Regions from separate parts of the Homo sapiens genome. Here regions 1 and 3 are each linked to region 2. The links are chromatin contacts, found by Hi-C or POLR2A ChIA-PET in ENCODE. All regions are on one chromosome and are shown on one strand. Each heading gives the region's core, a stretch centred on a gene start or an enhancer-like site at or near the end of the contact. The rest is flanking DNA. Distances are from core to core; before and after follow the strand shown. Region 1 has its middle 38 kb from the start of CCN6. Region 2 overlaps FYN (FYN proto-oncogene, Src family tyrosine kinase). Region 3 has its middle 19 kb from the start of CCN6.

Evidence for each region. A loop is a pair of places that touch in the nucleus more often than their neighbours do. ChIA-PET counts read pairs that join two places held with the same protein, here RNA polymerase II (POLR2A). Pooled maps may share reads with other maps.
Region 1: a pooled map shows a loop between it and region 2 (3-fold over the local background). The contact joins two enhancer-like sites. A Hi-C loop is called at or near these places in 7 of 50 pooled maps. POLR2A ChIA-PET finds 5 or more read pairs at or near these places in 4 of 52 experiments (GM12878, activated CD4-positive, alpha-beta T cell, activated CD4-positive, alpha-beta memory T cell and 1 more).
Region 3: a loop to region 2 is called in a pooled map, with 2.5 times the contacts of the local background. The contact joins two enhancer-like sites. A Hi-C loop is called at or near these places in 1 of 168 maps with a recorded cell type or tissue (naive thymus-derived CD4-positive, alpha-beta T cell) and 14 of 50 pooled maps. POLR2A ChIA-PET finds 5 or more read pairs at or near these places in 4 of 52 experiments (HEK293, activated CD4-positive, alpha-beta T cell, activated T-cell and 1 more).

What each region holds. Positions count from the first base shown.
Region 1 is chr6:112,014,621-112,017,772 of GRCh38, reverse strand. No RefSeq gene overlaps it. Among named protein-coding and RNA genes, the nearest start is that of CCN6, 38 kb to the left of the region's middle. Within about 2 kb of position 1,277, at least 5 of the 41 ENCODE cell types and tissues checked have a DNase peak (open chromatin) inside an H3K27ac peak, as active enhancers do.
Region 2 is chr6:111,822,603-111,825,428 of GRCh38, reverse strand. The region is part of intron 2 of FYN (FYN proto-oncogene, Src family tyrosine kinase); the gene reads left to right. Among named protein-coding and RNA genes, the nearest start is that of FYN, 49 kb to the left of the region's middle. Within about 2 kb of position 1,273, at least 6 of the 41 ENCODE cell types and tissues checked have a DNase peak (open chromatin) inside an H3K27ac peak, as active enhancers do.
Region 3 is chr6:112,033,755-112,036,949 of GRCh38, reverse strand. No RefSeq gene overlaps it. Among named protein-coding and RNA genes, the nearest start is that of CCN6, 19 kb to the left of the region's middle. Within about 2 kb of position 1,714, at least 3 of the 41 ENCODE cell types and tissues checked have a DNase peak (open chromatin) inside an H3K27ac peak, as active enhancers do.

The DNA of each region.
Region 1 (3,152 bases), core at 28-2,527, 190 kb before region 2:
CTAGCATACATCTCCTTCCTTCTGGTAATTTTCTACAGGAGAGCTATTCCTTTTCCAGTCTCACTCCATAAAGCCAATAGTGCTGTGTCTTACCTTCCACCATGATGGGATCAGCAATGGGAATATGAACCAAATCATTCCAGTGAGACTCAGTTGCTAGACTTTGCTCTCTTTTCGCCAAGGTTGTGAGCCAATGAGAGTGAGCCTGGAGAGCTCATGAGCGTCAGGAAAGCCTGCCTGAAAGCACAGAGGAAAAGTGAGCTGAGAAATGGAGCACTACAGGTGCCTGATCATGTAGTGTGAGCACCTGGACTCAGCCTTTCCTGAAGCTAGACTGCCCTGGACATTTCGGTGACATGAGCCAATAAATTCCGTTTTGTGCATAAGTCATTCTGTCACTTTCAGTCATGCACTCAGTAAGGTGGACTGCTGGCTCCCACTCACATAGCTTGGGTGACATCACTGTGTGGTAGAAGCAGACCTGAGTATGAATGTATGAGGAAAGGAGATGGGGAGCTGGGGGCTCACAGAGCCCGGGGGAGGTGACTGCTAGGCATCTGGGCCTCATCTCTCTGGTGTGATTCCAGCCTCACTCTGTGATAATAAAGCTCCCAAGGGGTCTTAAGTTGGTAAAACTGAGATGGTCTTGGGACCTAACTAAGGATTACTCATGGCACCTTTATCTTAAACTTTGACAGCTTAAAGAAGCAAATGTGCCTAAGTATGTGTAATATACATGAACATATATAGGCACATATGTACATATAATTACTAATAGGAAAGCAGTCTTCTTATGTATTAGTAAGAAGATTTATCCTACTGACAGGCAAAACCCACATAAGAAAATTCAGGTTTATTAATTGATAAATTAGGGAGTAGTTATTTATTTGTTAAGGATTACACAGGATGCCAATGAAAAAATTATAGGGCAGACAAGGCCCTTGCCTAAGATTAGGAGAAACAATTCTCAGAGGGAGAGGATCATGGCCTGGCAAGACACCCCAAAGGATGTTTAATACAATATGGAAAATGCAATTTAAACATGCAAATTAAAACAAAAATGTGCATCAAATCAAAACCATGAGCATTGTGGGAACATACAATGCTGGAAATAGGCGAATGAGAAAGGTTCTTATGAACGGCCCCAAGCAGGAAAGCTGACTGTGAATGACTAAACGGAACTATGAAAAGTTTGATATCCCCTGTGTCAGTGTTTAGGGAAAGTCCCCTAGGGTGGAGGCCAGGGCTTGGGAAATTCTGATGCGTGGGAAGAGCGAGCATGATGGCTCCTGTCCTTGTGGATGGTTCAGAACAGCTCCGCAGATGAGCTGTTCCCCCAGATCTGTCACAGACATTGCCCCCATTCAGGCTATCTTGGACTCCTTGCCCCACAGCCAATCCATCTAATCCTTTTAGCTTCACCTTCAAATATATATAGACTCTAACTCATTCTCATGCTTTGGTCCTGGGACGGCATCAGCCCCTGCGAGGGCTGCTGTGTCTCTTGACTGGTCTCCTTGCTTCCACCCGGGCCCTCCTACAGTCTCTTCCATCGACAAGAGAGTGAGCCTTTAAAAACACAAGTCAGACCCTGCCAGTCCTCAGCTAGAAACTTCTCCATCTTCCCCAGAAAAAACCATAGTCTTACCACAGCCCACAAGGCCCTCTGCTCTGTACTCCATGGCCCATTCCCCCATCACCTCTCCGGCCTCATCGACTCCTACTCTTCCCCTGTCGCTCTGCCAGCCTTCCAGCCCTTCCTACACCTCCTTGAACTTCTCAGGGTACTTCAAAAATGCCAGGGTGAATCACTTCAGGACCTTTCACTTGCCTTTCCCTTTCTTAGAACATTCTTCCCCTGGATACCTGCAGGCTACATCCCTCATCTCCTGTGGGGCTTTGATCAGAAGCCTGCCATCAGCGAAGCCTTCTCTGACCACAGTATTTACAATTACAAACTCCCCGCAAGTACACCTACATTCAGAGTGTTAGGAAGGAAAAAGTAATTTGATCTTTAAAAAGAAAGGAAAAGCTGGACAACTAGGGAGGTTTAGGTGGGAAGATCACTTAAGCCCGGGAGTTTGAGTTCAACCTGGGCAACATAGCAAGACTATTTATAAAAAAAAATAAAATAAAAATTTTAATTCAAATACTCAGCATTCCTGTTTCCATTCCCAGCTTCATTTCTCTTTATAGCTTTATCACCATCAAACATATGCAAAAGCAAAGTTCTTAAAGTTTATTCTGAGCACATACCAATGTTCAACGTTTTAGTCAACTTATTAATAAGGAAACCAGAAGAAAGACAAGAGCTGATTCAAAGAGCATCCAAATAAACGACTTATGTAGTCAATCTGGGTAAAGGATATTGACATAAGATTGCTAAATTAGATACAAGAGTAATTAATGTTCTACAGGACAATACAACTGTAACTTCAAATTATCTTATTTACCAGGACCACCCCCAACCCCCATGCACACACAACAAAAGCAAGACATTATTACCTCATATCAGTTTTTTGCAGTTTAACCTCCAAATTTATAGGTGGTTAAACATCTGGTCCCTTGTTAGTTAAACAAAGTTATATCCCCTTGAGAATCAGAGGATAGTCAGGAGCTGTTTATAAAATGTTCTATCATCAGATTAAAGAAAGCAGTCATCACTTAGGTTTATTTCCAAGTAAGGGATAAATTATTAGTTTATACCTATCATATGTTTTGCTTGTTTATTTCTTTTTAGTTGTCCGTCTTACTCTACTAGAATGCAAGCTCCATGAAGCAGGATTTTTGTCTATTTTTCACTGTTGTGCCCAGCACCCAGAATGGTGCCTAAGCCACAGAAAGTACTAAAAGAAAAGCCTAATTGAAAGAATGAGTTGCCAAAATTTTTTTAAATGCTGCCGTATGGCTATTGCTAACAGACAGGGTGTTATCTTTTTTTCTTTTCTAATCTCTTACAGTGCATGCTGTCTTGCATAGAGTAGGCTTTAATGGTCAGCAGCTGTCCTGAACTTAATGATCACTGAAAAACTTTGTAAAGTCTTGGTTTACAGATGGCTGCATATTTTTCAAATAGTCTGGGTCTGGACCAAAGCCTAAGGGTGTATAAAGTTGAGTCAGAGGAAGCATTTTGAATTCAGTGTTTGGCCTGC
Region 2 (2,826 bases), core at 24-2,523:
AGAAAATGCTAGGATTTGAGCCCAGGTCTGTATAGTTATCAAAACTGTGCTCTGTCTCCTATGTTGCTACCCTCTATAGAGTATAAATCCCAGAAGCTCTATGTTATTTCAGTTGCCAAATTAATAAAACTCGCTGTCTGGTGTTTATATTAAGGCAATTAAATTGGTTTTCAGCTAAGATCTTGAAAGTACAGTAGCTACATGGAAAAGAGGGTGCCTCCCACAAAGGGCTTGTGCACTGGAATGTTTGTCTTGTTCGGGACCATGGAGAGCTGTCCAGGCCTCCCTGCCCGCAGTCCAAAAAGATCCCAGCAAGGCCTGTGGACCACCATTCCTACGCATCAGAGGCAATGGCTTTCTGACTCTGTCAGTCTTCTAGCAGGTTTTACAACCAGTGGAGTGCTCATGTTAGGCCTGACCATCTGAGGCAATGCCTGCAATGCTCAGAGATGGGAGCTCAGAGGAGTTTTCAGAAGTAATGAAAACTTTAAACAATTCCTTAATCACCAGAATAAAATAAAGATTCTTTTTGACAAATGCATTGGTTCAGTTTATGAATTTGTGAACTTGATTCAGATAACCTTAGGAGTAAAAGTGTGCAAGACCTCATTTTGTGGCTACCTGGTAACACTTTGGCTGAAAGCTAGTGTTCATTTGAATAGTGAGTAGTGGAGGGGACAGGGTCTGAAAATGAAAGAAGGCATAAGAGACCTGAGAAGAAAAATAGCTAAACCCAAACCTAAGCAAATAAAAAGTGAAATTCAGAGTAATGACTGGGGGAGAGTAAAGCAAAATAGATGAGACAGAGTGAGCACAGAAAGATAAGTTAGAGGAGAACTATATGTGACCTGAAAACGAAGAATGCAAGAGAGAAAAATGTACTATAGATAGACAAAGGTACAGAGTCATGGGCAACAACATCATCTGATGTTAACAAGATGCAGTGTAGATTTCTCTCATCCATGATGGTGTCAAGGCTTTCTCCTAAATTTCAGGAGAAAGTTAAGTCTAGTATACAGGGAGCTTTTGCATGAGTTCTTTTTCCACATGCCTGAGAATGTATTAGTTACCTTGGGAGGAAAATCATTTCAAAGTAGAGGCACTAATATTTACCATCATCCACGTTGCCCCTTAATAGACTATGAAGAGACCAGAGCAGAGTGAAATGAGCTTAGGATAGATTCTGTGGCAGTGGCCCACCCAGTGATGTTATCACAAGTGAGTCATTACCAAATGCATTCTTCACATCTTGCAAAAGATGTTTTTCAACTTTCCAAAGTTTGCAGTGGGGATTTTTTAAAGACCATGTGCTCACAGAAGAGCAGTTGAAACTTTTCCTTTGTAGAGTTGCTATGCTTTTTAAGCTATTTGCCCAGTTTGAAATGTTATTTGACTTCTGAGTATTCTATATCCACAGCTGATGACTTTATGTACTCCTTGCTTTCAGTTCCTGAGGCATAATGTATGCCGAACTGATTAAAAATAGCATTCTAATGAAATGGTTGGGTGTGTTGTTACAATATACGTCAGCTACAAATGGGAACTTCTTTCCTCAGGAAATTTGATAAACTGAAAGTCAATGTGAGTGTTTATATATATTCTGTGAGAATGTTTTGTCCTTCCTCATGGCTTCCTTTTCAAAATGACCAGTTAATTTGGGCTTCCCACCCAGACACATATTTTAACACTTGTAATAGTTAGCTGAGATCTGTTATGTTAGCATGATACAAGAGCTTGGATTAAATGTTTATTAGCAGAGCCTGCGAGTGTGTAGAATCTTAAAGGAAAGCAGAGAGAGTCCTTTTTAGTTCAAATATTGGATATTTTAAAAGTAAGAGGGGATGATTTTTATCCCTTAGATCTTGGCCCTCAGCAACATGTGAAAAGCTTCCATTCTTTATAAAAGGGGGAAAAAAGTATAAAATTTTTTGCCTGACATTTTCTCCTCAATGCCAAGCTTACAGAAAGCCGTAACGCTTGAGGTGGCCCCCATATTTTGTCTAGTCCAGTGTTTTCTAAAAATTTGAGCCGGTGTTTAGAAGTCAGGATATTTCACATTTTTTTAAATGCAGATTTATGGCTTTTCTTTAAAAATAGGATGATCTAGCAGCACAAGGCCAACATGGCCTCTCAGCAGCCACGGCTGGGGCTGGAGCTGTGTAGTGACCACCTCTGTAGGTGGTTTCTGGGTCCTCCGTTCGGTTCCCTGTGGGTCCCCACACCTGTAGCCTATGGCCACAAGTGTTGGTTGCCATTCATAATCACTGTTAGTCACTGCAAATGCACTGTAGATTTTTGTAAAATTGACAAGAATTTTTCTGTACCCATCTGGTAACGTGAAAGACACAGAGGGACATAATCTCACTTGCTCCCAGCTCACCTCACTTGTGTGTTAGCCGCCCTGTGGCATGTGATGTGCACCTACTGCTCATCCCCTTACACCCCGTTTTTACCCTGCTGCAGTTGTATTTCCACTGCTGCTGTTCCACTGTAGCAGCCATGTGGAAATTAGAGCTTTCTCTTGTGTGACAAGCCCTTTCTTGGGTCCTCATGCTCCTCTGCCTCTTTGACAGTCAATGATGGTGTGGTTGACATGCATTCCCTCTCAACATTGTCCTCCCCTCGCCTCTCTGACTCTACTCTCTCTTGCATTTCCTTCTACTTCTCACTCATCTCTCTCAGTCTGCTTTGCAGCCTCTACCTCTACTGTTTATTTCTTTCTTTTTTTATTTTTTAAATTTATTATTTATTTTTTAGATTATTGTCTCTGTCTTTATTTTTTAAATTTTATATATATATATAATACTTTAAGTTCTAGGGTACATG
Region 3 (3,195 bases), core at 465-2,964, 210 kb before region 2:
ATGGGAATACTGAGTGTATGCAATAAAAAATGACCTTATTCATAAGGTGATACCCAGTTTTCCCAATGAGATAATTTTTAAAGAAAAATTTTAGTAGCCAACCTGAATGTGTAAACTGGTAAGGAGGTAGATAAATTAATCAACATCTCCTTGTAATATTTATTAATGTAGCACCCATGCTGTTACAAACTGAATTCTCCAGAAACAGATGCTGAGATGGAGTTTGGAATGTGAAATACTTTTTAGAGATCAATACCTGTCAAAGAAAGAGAAAAGAAGCAGGATTTAGCAGAGGAAGATATTAAACTGTGAAACAAGCCTGACAAAGACGCCACTAACCCTGCAAAGAGCTCTGGAGCAAATGTTGCCTACCAGAGTTACCCTCAGTGAAGCCAAAGTGGCCAGGGCCTTATGTCTTTACCTTGCTTGGTCACCTGATGTGGACTGGCCCAATAGTGAGACCTCGGCCTAGGGAGGCCTAGTAGCTAACCCTGCTGAGGAAGGCCCTGATGGTGTCAATGTGTGGGCAGCAAGGCTTTCCTTGAATGCACATGCTTGTTTACAGTCATATCTTATACAACATACAAACAATACTTTTCTCCATCACATTTTATACATCAGTTTTTGAAACTCTTCTCGTGAATCACCATGATCCCTTAAGGCCATATTTTGAGTCATCTATCACAATTTTACAGAGTACCTCATCTCTACAGTCATCTAAGATATTGGATATATGGCATTACTTCAATCCATGGATGAAGCTGTTATTAAATATTTTATCCAAGCCACGATTTACCAGTTCCACCCCATTAGATTAGCTTTTATAACCTTTTTCCTGTAGTTGCATACTCATGATCTCCACAAAGTACCTTCTTACTGTATTTTTTAAGTAATCTTTCAAAAATAATCACTTTTAAAATCTTAGAAGTAAGATCACACTCCCAGAAGTAATTACTAGTATTTGATGTCTTTTCCTACATTTTTTTTGTTCGAACAGGTAACCTCAATAAGCATCCCAAGCTAGCACTGATTTCAGTCTAAAATGTGATCCCCAAGCAGTGAACTTTTTTTCCAAATAAAGTAGTAGAGAAAATACACACATTACCAGTGCTTTTCAAAAGGCACCCAGCTTTGTAAAGACATATCTAAAGTGACTTTCTATTTGCCAAGAGATGATATTAGGAAAGAAATCTTGATTAATATTTTGGATGTACATGCCAAGTTTGTCCGGGTGACATGAGGCCAGGTCACCGAAGCACTGAAGATAAAGGAGAGTCATTTAGATGGAACATCACTGTGGTTATGAAACAGGAAAGTAGCCTGATAAACATCATCTTAGGAAACTCTGTGCAGCTAAAGACAGTCTTAAGATGTGTTTGGGGAAATACTGTGGAAACAAGTAGTCATCTCATAACTGATATAATTAGAAGTTATAATAGCTTGGACTTTAGGGATGGCACAGGAAAGGAAATGAAAGAAGTTAATGGAAACACATTTCTAAAGAATTAATAACCTTGAAAGCATGTTGGATGATAGAAGCATAGGAAAGTGAAGCGCCAAACAGGACTTTAAGAACCTAAAAGGAATACTTTATTTTTCAATTTGTTTTTATTATTATTATTTTATTTTTATTTTTGAGGCAGAGTCATGCTCTGTCATCCAGACTGGAGTGCAGCTGTGCGATCTTGGCTCACTGCAACCTCCGCCCCCTGGACTCAAACGATTCTCATGCCTCAGCCTCCAGAGTAGCTGGGACTACAGGCACCTGCCACCACACCTGGCTAATTTTTGTATTTTTAGTAGAGTCAGGGTTTCACCAAGTTGGCCAGGCTGATCTCGAACTCCTGGCCTCAGGTGATCTACTCACCTCGGCCTCCCAAAGTGCTGGGATTACAGACATGAGCCACTGCACCCAGCCTAAAAGAAACACTTTAAATATGTGGTCAGTATATCCTTGAGGAATGATTTCTTCATAATTTTATAGTTAGAAATTTCTAGTTGATGAATTTCTTGAAGAGATTTTAAATTACCCATGCGAAGGCCACAACAGGACACAGGGCCTGCCTGCACACCCACCTGCCCCAGCCATGGCTTTTTATCAAAAACCAAAATCAGATGTCTTTTTCTCTGCTGTCAGCACTGACCACAGTAAGTGCTTGTAAGACAAGCCCGATAGGTCACTGCAGGAGCCTAAACTGCATTACAGCCTCTGCATTCGCAGGGGCCACAGAATTATCAGATGTCTCCCATGTTCCTACTTTCCTGGGCCATGTTACTGTCCTTAATCTTGCAATCGCCATGAGAAAAGTTTTTACTTGGGAGCCCCCAGGGCTGGTACCTTTTTATTACTCTGATTTCCACAGTTAGCATACCAAAGATGATCCTTATAGGAAGGTAGTCCTTAATTAGATGATTAGTTGATTGGTTGACCAAGACTGAAGATAGAAACCTAGGCTGCCTTCTGATCTGCTCCCAAGTATACACCCAGCACGCCTCAGACTGCAGTGTGCACACAAATCATCTGGGGGAGCTCGTTAGACTGCAGGTTCTGATCAAGTAGGGCTGGGGTGGCCCTTGGAATCTGCATTTCTAATATGCTCCCATGATGCCACTTCTGCTGGTTGAAGGACCACATTTGTGTAGAAAGGTCTTCTCTATAAAGGGTAGCAGAAAGCCACTGGGAACTGAACTTGCCAAGGAGTGTATGTGCACAGAATGTAGATCAGGGAGGTATTCATGGTGAATTCAGAAAAGCCAGGAAACTAAAGGGGACAGGGACTTCAGAGCAGGCAGACTCAATCAGTAAGCCTCACCTGAGAAACCCTATAGCCAGGATGTGGAGGCTACATTGACAGTGAAATTACAGGAGCTGGGGAAGCCTGCAGAGCAGCTGTCAGTCTCCTGCCTCTCAGAGGAGGGTGTGGAGGAGGGGCACCAATTTTGGCAAGAATGAGGACTACTTTATTATGGAGAACTCCCTAATTATGCAGTTAGAGAACAGTGTGTGGCACATTCCGGAGCCTACACGGCTCACATAAGGATTCCACTGTTAATTTTGAAAAGAGAAATAGCAATGCAACTTTCTTAACTCCCACACCATTCACACATTGAATTTGTGTGCCAACTCGAAGCGTACCCACTGGAAATGAAAACAGACTTAAAGCCAGCCCTCAAACTGAAGCTTGTCAAGCTGCA